2 separate regions of the Homo sapiens genome follow, and region 2 is linked to region 1. Evidence: chromatin loops called from intact Hi-C (ENCODE). Cell type or tissue: heart left ventricle. All regions are shown on one strand. Links, peaks and the distances in the headings refer to the core of each region. The heading gives the core; the rest is flanking DNA.

The links. A loop is a pair of places that touch in the nucleus more often than their neighbours do. Peaks named below come from ENCODE experiments on the same cell type or tissue, not always from the same donor. Only the 100,000 strongest peaks of a DNase experiment are listed, where the experiment ranks them.
Region 2: a loop joins it to region 1, with 3 times the contacts of the local background. A loop is called at or near these places in 6 of 110 quality-filtered maps.

Annotation. Positions count from the first base shown.
Region 1 is chr9:33,222,863-33,228,239 of GRCh38, reverse strand. No RefSeq gene overlaps it. Among named protein-coding and RNA genes, the nearest start is that of SPINK4, 15 kb to the left of the region's middle. RefSeq lists an enhancer at 975-1,144. In heart left ventricle, for the core only: CTCF peaks have their summits at 2,444 (motif pointing right) and 4,277 (motif pointing right); a DNase peak (open chromatin) is centred at 969; H3K27ac peaks cover 180 bases.
Region 2 is chr9:33,098,555-33,103,931 of GRCh38, reverse strand. No RefSeq gene overlaps it. Among named protein-coding and RNA genes, the nearest start is that of MIR12117, 7.4 kb to the left of the region's middle. In heart left ventricle, for the core only: no CTCF peak of the experiment used is centred there; a DNase peak (open chromatin) is centred at 2,390; H3K27ac peaks cover 402 bases.

The sequences.
Region 1 (5,377 bases), core at 250-5,249:
AAAGGAAGGATCCTGAAATGGGGAGGTTATCCTGGGTTACCTGGGTGAGCTTGGGCCATAAAGTTCTCATAAGAGGGAGGAGGGAGAGTCAAAGAAGGAGCTGTGATGATGAAAGCAGAGTGGGGGGTGATGCAGGCCTGGATCCCAGGGTTAGAGGCAGCCTTAAGAAGCTGGCAAGGGCAAGGGACGTTTTCTCCCGTAGGGCCCCCAGAGGGAGAGCAAGCCTGTGCCCCATTTCTGACTCTGACCCCCGAGTGGAACAGAATGCATTGATGTTGTTTGAAGCCTCTGCGTTTGTGGTAATTTGTGACTGCAGCCATGGGGTGTGAATCCACAAGTTCTGTGACCTCAAGCAAATTCCTTAACCGGAGAGCCCACATTCCCTCATGGGGTGAGGGTGCCGTGGCTCATGCCTATAATCCCAGCATTTTTGGGAGGCTGAAGTGAGAGGATTGCTCGATCCCAGGAGTTTGTGATCAGCCTGGGCAATATAGCGAGATCTCGTCTTGACAAAAAATTGTAAAATTAGCCAGGCATGGTAGCACACGCCTCTAGTCCCAGGTATTTGGGTGGCTGAGGTGGGAGGATCGATTGAGCCTGGAGGTGGAGGCTGCAGTTAGCACCACTGCACTTCTGCCTGGCCTACAGAGTGAGACCCTGTCTCAAAAATGACAACAACAACAATAATAACGCCTACCTTGAAGTGTTGTATTAAAAAGTATATATTAGGGCTGGGTGCGGTGGCTCACACCTGTAATCTTAGCACTTTGGGAGGCCAAGGCGGGCATATCACTTGAGGTCAGGAGTTCGAAACCAGCCTAGCCAACATGGTGAAACCTCGTCTCTACTAAAAATACAAAAAAACATTAGCCTGGCATGGTGGCGGGTGCCTGTAATCCCAGCTACTCAGGAGGCTGAGGCAGGAGAATCGCTTGAACTCCGGAAGGGGAGGTTGCAGTGAGCTGAGATTGCGTCACCGCGCTCTAGCCTCGGTGACAGAGTAAGACTCTGTCTCCAAAAAAAAAAAAATTAAACGCCTGGCTCATAACAAAACTTAATACATGATGCCGTTATGAAAAGGAGGAAGAGAGAGGTGAGGAGAAACAGAAAGAGGAAGAGGGAAGAGAGAAGTTGGGTGGTGAAGCTACAGCCAGCCCCATGTTCTGGGCAGCTCCAGGCAATGCGGGGCCCATGGAAACCTGCCCATCTCTTCACCTGGCTTTCATTCATTTTGACTTCAGGACACTCTTATTCTCCTTAGAAGGGTCAGGGCCAACCTCTACTAATAGACCCCTATGAAAGCTTTCCCTACTGAATGAAGAACTGCAGTAAAAAACAGGTATAAGAGCCTGCCCCAGTATACGCCTCTGGCACTCCTGTGGCTCCACGCCACCAATGCACAGCAGCAGATTTGTCTTTCCGCCTTTTTAACTTTCCAGGCTTGACCAACAGTAGCCTATGCAGAAATGTGCAAGTCACAAGCTGAATCCTTCTTTTGTGAAGGAATTGAGCTGGTGACCTGAGAGAGCTGGGGTGTGTGTGTGTGTGTGTGTGTGTGTGTGTGTGTGTGTGATTTCCAATTGCCTCCAATTTCTCCACATTCTCAACATTTTAACATTCTAGTGAGTGTAAAGTGATATCTCATTGTGGTTTTAGCTTGCATTTTCCTGAAAACTAATAATGGTGGGCACTTTTTCCTGTACTATATAGCTACTTATATATCTCCGAATGTTGATTCACGACTTTTTGCCTATTTAGATAAGCTGGGTTGTTCATCTTTTTATTGCTGATACAAATACATTGTTGGTGGATGTGTAAAATGATACAACTTATTTGGAGAATTGTTTTTCGCAATTAAAAAAATTACACATCTATCCATGCTATGACCTTGCAATTCCATCCACAGTAAATAAAAAGCATATGTCTACACAAAGCCTTATTCGTAAATATTCATAGAAGCTTTATTTGTATTAGGCAATAAGTGGAAATGATCCAAATGTCAGTCAGTTGGTGCACAGATAGACCAACTGGAATACAGCTATGCAATAGAATACCACCTGGCAATAAAAGTGAATTAACTATTGATACGTGCTACAACATGACTGAATCGCTAAAACATTATGATTCCTGAAAGAAGGCAAACACAAAAGAGTATGCACTGTATAATTCTGTATAATTCCACATATGTAAGTTCTACAACAGGGGAAGCTAATTGTGGTGACAGAGGCGGATCAGTTGTTGCTTTCAGGGTAGGGCATGGGGAGAGTAGGAGGGAACCTTCTGGGGCAGTGGAAATACCGTATATATTATTTAGAGTAGGGATTACACTGGGGTATACAGTTGTCGAAAAATCATCAAATGAAGATCTGTGCATTTCATTGTATGTAAATGTTATCTTGTTAAAAACAAAACTGAATTATGCCACAAATTTGAAGTGCTACCACCAGGTGGCACTGATGCGTAATTTCCAAGAGTTCAACTGTAAAGTTTATGCAGTGACTAAGACTCATAAATCATTCTATTTGCAAGTGTTCTCAAAAGCATGTGGCATTGTTTTGTGGGTATTTTTCATTTCAAAAAATAATATTGTGCTGGAGGCCTCCTTCTGTTCCTTTCTTCTTTTTTCCCCCATTCAGCATTGTGGAGTTTTGGCGTTTTTTGCTCTTGTTTATTTGTTTTTTGTAGAGACAGGGTCTCACCATCTTGCTCAGGCTGGTTTCATACTCCTGGGCTCAAGCAACCCTTCTGTCTCAGCCTCCCAAAGTGTTGGGATTACAGGCTTGAGCCACTGCAACTGGACAGAACCATGTTTTAAAGATTTCTTGACCTTTTGTGTGTATCTAATTCATTGCTTGTTACTGTGGTAGAATATTCTGTAGTGTGCTTATGTCACATTTTACTTACATTCATTTCCCCAATGATGAATGCCTCATTGCATCCAGCTCTCCAGCCATCACAAATAACTTGGTGATAAAATATCCTCTTATGGCCAGGCACAGTAGTTCACGCCTATAATCCACCCCCCCCAGACTTTGGAAGGCCGAGGCGGGTGAATCACCTGAGGTCGGGAGTTCGAGACCAGCCTGACCAACATGGAGAAACCCTGTCTCTACTAAAAACACAAAATTAGCCGGGCATGGTGGTGCATACCTATAATCTCAGCTACTTGGGAGGTTGAGGCAGGAGAATCGCTTGAACCCACGAGGTGGAGGTTGCGGTGAGCCGAGATCGCACCATTGCACTTCAGCCTGGGCAACAAGAGCGAAACTTTGTCTCAAAAAAAAAAAAAAATCCTCTTACATGTCTCTTTATGGAGTTGTGTGAGAATCTCTTTAATTATATAGCCAGTAGTGGGATCCTCCCCATCCCTACTCATAATATTTATTTATTTGTAGCATTTTATCCCCTTCTACTTAATACATTTCCTCCAGAATTGGTCATTATCTTGGGTGAAATAAGCCAGTCCCAAAAAGACAAACGTAGCATGTTCTCACATATGTGGGAGCCAAAAAAAATGTGATTACATTGAGGTAAAGAGAGGAAATACGGAGAACAGAGACTGAGAAGAATGAATGGAAGAGATGGGGAAGGATGAAGAGAAGTGGGTTAAAGTGTACAAACAGTTAGATAGAAGGAATACATTCATTGCTTGATAGCAGAGTAGGGTGACTATAGTTAAACAAAAATGTACTGTACTTGGGTGATGGACAGCCTAAATACCTTGACTTGATCACTATGCATTATATATATATGTAACGAGATTTCACATGTACCCCATAAATTTTTACAATTTTTACAAATAAAAAGATGCATCATAAAAAATTTCCTTCAAAATCTTCATGCTAAAAGTTATTAAGTATATTTAAGCAATGTCCTAAACTTTTAAATTAAAGGGAATATTTGCTGTGAATCCTTTTACTTCTCTCTTTGCAAAATAGCAAGTGTTGTTTGAGATGTGTTTTAAATTTACAAAATAGTATTGCTGACTAAGATTTGGATGTCCTTTTTTTTTTTTTTTTCATTCTCAAAGGAGGTGACCAAATTGTTAATCTGGATTTTTTTATACTGAATAAATTTCTCTCAATTTTTTTGTGGTATAGCAACTGAATTTGTGCACCATTGTAAATTGTAAATTAAAGCTGATATTTAAAAACAACTTTTAAGGCAAAGTTTCTCAATGGTGACACTACTGACATTTGGGACCTAATAATTCTTTGTTGTAAGGGGCTGCCCTGTGCCTTGTAGGAGGTTTGGCAGCATCTCTGGCTACTACCCACTAGATGCCAGTAGCACCTCTTTTCAGTTGTGACAACCAAAAATGTCCCCAGACCTTGTCAAATGTCCAATGGGAGACCAAAATTCACTCCAGCTGAGAATGACTGTTTTAAGATAAATGAAGTCTGGGATTCACTGGGGTCTTTTTCTAGATGTTTCCTTTCTTTTAATCAGTTCATTTCAATCCCAATCTCGGCTATAGACTTGTATTACATGGCCCTTTAAAAAAACATCCTCCCCTGCTTTCTAGCTGGAATAAAGCTCCTCCTGGAGACACTTTATCTCCAGATACTTTCTGGAGTCCTTTGTCTTTTAGCAGACTGAGCATCAACAGGCTTCCATGTTCGCTTCTCTCTAGGTTTCCTAACCTCCCCCTCTCAGCCACTGCAGAGGTCAGAGGAGGAAGACAGAGTCAGAATTTCTCCTGTGCTCCCCTCCCAGAGGAACCCAGAAGAGCAGAGAGAGCCCCACAGCAGTGTGATAAGAACTCCAAAGAAGTGGGGCGTGGTGGCTCATACCTGTAATCCCAGCACTTTGGGAAGCCGAGGCAGGCAGATCACCAGAGGTTGAGAGTTTGAGACCAGCCTGGCCAACACGGTGAAACCCCGTCTCTACTAAAAACACAAATTAGCCGGGCGTGGTGGCGGGCTACTTGGGAGGCTGAGGCAGGAGAATTGCTTGAACCCGGGAGGCGGAGGTTGCAGTGAGCCGAGATCGTGTCATTGCACTCCAGCCTGGGTGACAGAGCGAGACTCCATCTTAAAAACAAACAAACGAACAACCACCACCCCCCAAACAAAACAAAATCTCAAAAACAAACAAACAAAAAACCCCCAAAACAAAACAAAACAAAACTCCAAAGTGGGACGACTCAGTCTGTGAAAGAAACATCCTCCTCTGCTTTTCAGTTCTGACATCCCTCTCCCCTCATCAAGTGTCTATTAATTCTCTAGACCTTTGTAACTTAATTATCTCCAAGACTCGAGTGAACACTAGAGTGCTCACTGTGCCCCTCACCTCTGTTCCTCGGCATCCTAGCCCCGCAAGGTGCTTCTCAAGAGGTATTCTCTATGGTCAACGAAGTGAGCGAAATGCTGCTCAC
Region 2 (5,377 bases), core at 236-5,235, 120 kb after region 1:
GTAAAATGAAGTACATCCAAACAATCAAGTACTATGCAACCATTGAGAATGATGAAGTGGATCTATATTTATCGATTGGAAAGAGGCCTAAGGAAACAAAGGAAACTACAGAATGGTCTTTCCATATGAGGCAGGGAAATGTATGAATAATTTAGTGCAGAAATTACTCTGTAATTGTTTCTGGGAGCAGATGCATGAGCAAAAAATTGAAGATGATTTTCCTTCTCTACATAGCCTGGGGCCAGGCCCCTGTTCTAAGCGTCCCCGCCCCACCCTGGGCTGAGGCCTTTGTTCAGAATGTTGGCCCTGTTGAGAGGACATGCTGGGTTGTCTTCTGGGAGGAGTTGCATTCCCCATAAGTCCCCCAGTCTTGGAAGGGTGATGCAGGGTTCCTCCCCTGGGGGAATGGTGGAGGCCTGAACTCTGTTCACAGGTGGTGGGAAATGGCATGGCTGTAGGAAGGTCTGAGAAGGCAGAATGGGAGCTCAACACAGGCTGGGGGGGCTTCTGGCAATTCTCTCAGGTTTAGAAAAATAGTTACAACATTTCTTGCCACTCTTTTGTGAGGGCAATTGAACTGTCAAGCCTCAAGACACTAAAGAATGGAAAGAATGCGGTAGGAGAGGAACACTGTCTTGGCTCTGGAGGGGCGAGATTCGCCTCTTGTGCCTGATCAGAGCTCGACAAGGGGGACCCCTTTTCTAGTAGATCTTTGACTCCAGAATCTAGGAGCCCTGTTGCAGAGGGAGGCCCTGACATCTGGATTTTGACACAGACCTGAGCCTGGAGCTGTTGGAAACTCATTTCTGGGACAGATGTGGAATGCTGGACAATCAAACGTCGCCGGGGCCTTTGGAGTGCTCCCTGTGTCCTGTTGCGGTGGCCACAGTGACTTTGGTCTCCCCTGATGACAGAAGCACAGGAGAAAGGCCAGCTCCATGGCCCAGCTCTTAGTTCCCACCTTCCTCCAAGGCGGGCCTGTGGGGCAGGGAGGGTGCAGGTGGACTCGTGAACCCCTCACCCGTGTTCACCCTCCATGAGCACACTCGGCGCTTTCCCACGTACCGTGTGTTGCTCCTTACAATAATTCCAGCATGGGAAACTTAGGCTCAGGGAGCTCACATGACTTGCACAAGGTCACACAGAGTTTGGGTCTGACACAGACCTCCTGAGTCCCAGGCTAGGGCTCTGGCCACTGGACCATGACCCAGCTCCTCATCCACACAGTGTGGGAGCAGGGCGATGGAGGCTGTGAGGTTCCTTGCCCCAGCCAGGGAAGCTGTGGCCTCAGCAGCACTGCCGAGAGAAGTACAGCCTGGATCCAGGGCTGGAGCCAAGAGCACCTTTGGGATGAGATTGTTTGTGTTTTGTTTTGTTTTCCCTTTACTGTTTTAGAGGACTTAGGAACCTAGTAAACTTGACAGCGACAGTTCCGTATACCAGGGGCATTGCATTGGTGTCACCACGGTCTGGGAGATGTACAGGAATGGTTAACACTGAAACAATCCATGAGGATGCAAGGAGGCCTGAGGCGTGGGGAAGAGGGAAGAAGGGAGACTCCTGAGGGCTGGGGATGCAAGTGGACCTGAAGACATGGGGTTTTCTGCCTCTGAGGCATCACTCTGGGCAGCAACAACCAGTTCCTGCTTCATGGACAACACAGCTTCTTAATCCTCCTGGACCTGCCCTGCCTGGGCCAACACCTGGTGCTCAGGAGGGCTCAGCACAGTGTCTGTCTGAAGACTGCGGGGACCCAGAAGTCCAGGTGGAGACCTAGGATTCCCCAATAAGGCCTAGATGCCTGCTTAGTTCTCCCTTTCTCTTCTGGGCACCTTTCCTCCCCGACTGTACACCCTCTTCCCAAGGGAGAGCAATTGCCACACTATTCCAAGACCCCCCTGTAAGTTCTCAGCCAAAGGCATTTTCCTAAGCAAAGCCAGGGGCTGTGGTTTGTTTTGATGACAAGCTGAATCAAGACTGCTAAAAAGCAGGCTGTTGGGTTTAACTTCATCAACTCCAAGCCTCAATGATTTGTGTTCCATGTGGTTTGCTCTGGATAGACACTGACCTAGTGACAATGAGACTATGGAATGGGGAGAGAAGAATTGCATGCTGAGGACAGGAGAAATCTTCCCCATGAACAATTTGTCTGTTGGGCATGACATCTCATATGTCAGCTTGGGCCATTCCTACCAGCTTGGAATGCTCTGTGTCTGACTCAGATGCTGTGTGTGTCTCAAGGGCGCTGGGCTTGGTGGCCTCTGTGAATTTGGCTGGCAGATCTTGGCCCTGCTGGCTCCCAGGATCCATGGGCACTCTTCCTGTCTTGGGTCTACCCTGTCGTGCAGGTTCACTGCCCACAACCTCCGGGAGACTGTTCCAAGGGTTTTCTTTGTGGGAGACAAGGCCTGCCAGGCCTTTCCCTGGCCCCTCTCCAACCCTGATGTCAGTACACATCCTAGCATACTGCTGGGAATGCCTCAATTTGAGGGAGTGCAATTAGTTGAGGGAACTGAGGAAGTGCTGTAATGGGAGTCTAGGGTTGACCCCTGGGTGACCAAGGCCAGAATGTCAAAGGCGTTTGAACCAGAGCAACTCCATCTTGAACTGGGGCTGGGTGAAATAAGGCTGAAACCTACTGGGCTGCATTCCCAGAAGGTTAGGCATTCTTAGTCACAGGATGAGACTGAAGGTTGGCATAGGATACAGGTCACAGACCGGGCGTGGTGGCTCACACTTGTAATCCCAGCACTCTGGGAGGCCGAGGCGGGTGGATCACTGGAGGTTAGGAGTTTGAGACCGGTCTGGCCAACATGGCGAAATGCCATCTCTACTAAAAATACAAAAATTAGGCATGGTGGTAGGCGCCTGTAATACCAGCTACTCGGGAGGCTGAGACAGGAGAATCGCTTGAACCTGGGAGGTGGAGGTTGCAGTGAGCCGAGATCACACCATTGCACTCCAGCCTGGGCAACAAGAGTGAAACTCCGTCTCAAAAAAAAAAAAAAAAAGATACAGGTCACAAAGACCCTGCTGATAAAACAGGATGCTGTAAAGAAGCCAACCAAAACCCACCAAAACCAAGATGGTGATGAAAGTGACCTCTGGTGTCCTTACCACTCACTATATGCTAATTATAATGCATTCGCATGCTAAAAGACACTCCCATTCCCATCAGTGCCACGACAGTTTAAAAATGCCATGGCAATGTCTGGAAGTTACCCTATACGGTCTAAAAAGGGGAGGAACCATCAGTTCTGGGGGAAATCCCCACCCCTTTCCCAGAAAACTCACGAATAATTCACCTCTTGTTTAGCATATAATCAAGAAATAACTATAAGTATACTCAGTCAAGCAGCCCACTCCGCTGTTCTGCCAGTGGAGTAGCCATTCTTTTATTCTTCTGCTTTCTTAATAAACTTGCTTTCGTTTTACTCCATGGACTTGCCCCAAGTTCTTTCTTGCACAAGATCCAAGAACCCTTTCTTGGGGTCTAGATTGGGATCCTTTTCCTGTAACAAGATCATCTCTCTACTCCCCATCTGGAAACGGGGTCAGGAGGCTACGAGGGCCTTTCCAAGCTGCCATTTTGTATTTCTAAGAAAACTCTTCAGCCTGATTATAGTTACTGCTAGGGTGCTAAAGACAGGACTCTTATCCTCCCTCAAGGTCTCAAAGCCAGAAACAAAGGTCTACTTTGTCAATCCAGGAAACTAGGGAAGGGAGGAATGGAGGAAGGGCAGTCCCTGGTAGTTCCGAGGGATCCCCCAGGGCATGGCCAAGAGGCCAAAGGGAACTAGGCCTCCTCTGCGTGTTTTCCTGGAAGGCTCTACTGCTTTTCCTTCTTCAGCTGGGTTCTACCCCTGAACCAAAGCCACAAAAACACAAAGTTCAGCTTAAAAAGTAAAACACAAAACTTGTCCCAAGAGTCTCTGGTGACCTAGTTCTGGTGACCAAATTCTGGCCTGAGGCTGACCCCAAGGGAACCTCAGAGCATCAGCCTCTCACAGCGCCCTGGGGGTATTCAGTCCTGAGTACCTTGGCTGTAAGGCCAGCCCCCTGCTGAAGTCCCCCTTGCCAGAGTCAACCAGAGGGCCACTCTTTTTCAAAGGGACTTGGTGGTCAGGTGCCAGCTGTACTTTACCAGAGAGGAGGGGAACCCAGTAGGAGCTTTAGGGCTATGGGCCAAGGAGACCCTGCCAACCTGGAAGGCAGTAATTATCTCCTCTGCAGGTATTCACAACATTTACTGGGTCACAGAGCACCTCCATAGCTTGGGAGGCCTGTTGCTCACCACAGCTTTGGGACGTGACATGGTGGTTGGCCAAATGTAAAGAGTATGGACTTTAGAGCCAGATACGTTTGGGTTTAAAGACTTGGCTTCAGGCCGGGCATGATGGCTCATGCCTGTAATTCCAGCATTTTGGGAGGCCGAGGCAGGCAGATCACCTGAGGTCAGGAGTTCGAGACCAGCGTGGCCAACTTGTTGAAACCCTGTCTGTCCTAAAAATACAAAAATTAGCCAGGCGTGGACTCTATCTCAAGACAAATAAAAAAATAATAAAGACTTGGCTTCACCACATAGTCACTGGGGAACTGTAGGCAAATTGCTTTTTTGTGGACATCCACAATTATCCCAGTACTGTTTATTGAAAAGCTGTTGTCCTTTCTCCACTGTACTTCAATGCCACCTTGGTCATAAAGCAACTGTCCTTTCCTGTGAGGGTCTGTCCCTGGACTCTATTCTAGTTCATGGCTTTATTTATCTATCGTTGTCCCACTACCATACTGTACCTTTTTACTGAAACTTGTTCTTTTTTTATTGAGTGTCTTGGCTCTTGCATTTCCATAAGAACTTTACAATCAGCCTCTCAAGAGCCACCAAAAAACCCCACCATAATCACCCCACTTTTTGAGATATTGATTGAAATGCTGGTAAGTTTATGGATCACTATAAGAGACCTGATATCTTTAAAACATCAAACCTTCAACGTATAAACAAGATAGAATCCTCTTTTGGTTTAGGTCTTCTTGCATTTCTTCACAGGGATCTTATACATTTTTATTATTTTTTCCCAGGTATTGTATATATTTTTACTCTTTTTTATTTTTTGAGACAGAGTCTTGCTCTGTCGTCCAGCGGGGAGTACAGTGGCATGATCTCGGCTCACCGCAACCTCCGCCTCCCAGGCCCAAGTGATTCTCCCACTTCAGCCTCCTGAGTACCTGGAACTACAGGCACATGCAACCATGCCTGGCTATTTTTTTCTATTTTCTGTGGAGACAGGCTTTCACCATGTTGCTCAGGCTGGTCTCGAACTCCTGGGCTCAAGTGATCCACCTGCCTTAGCTTCCCAAAGTGCTGGGATTATAGCCG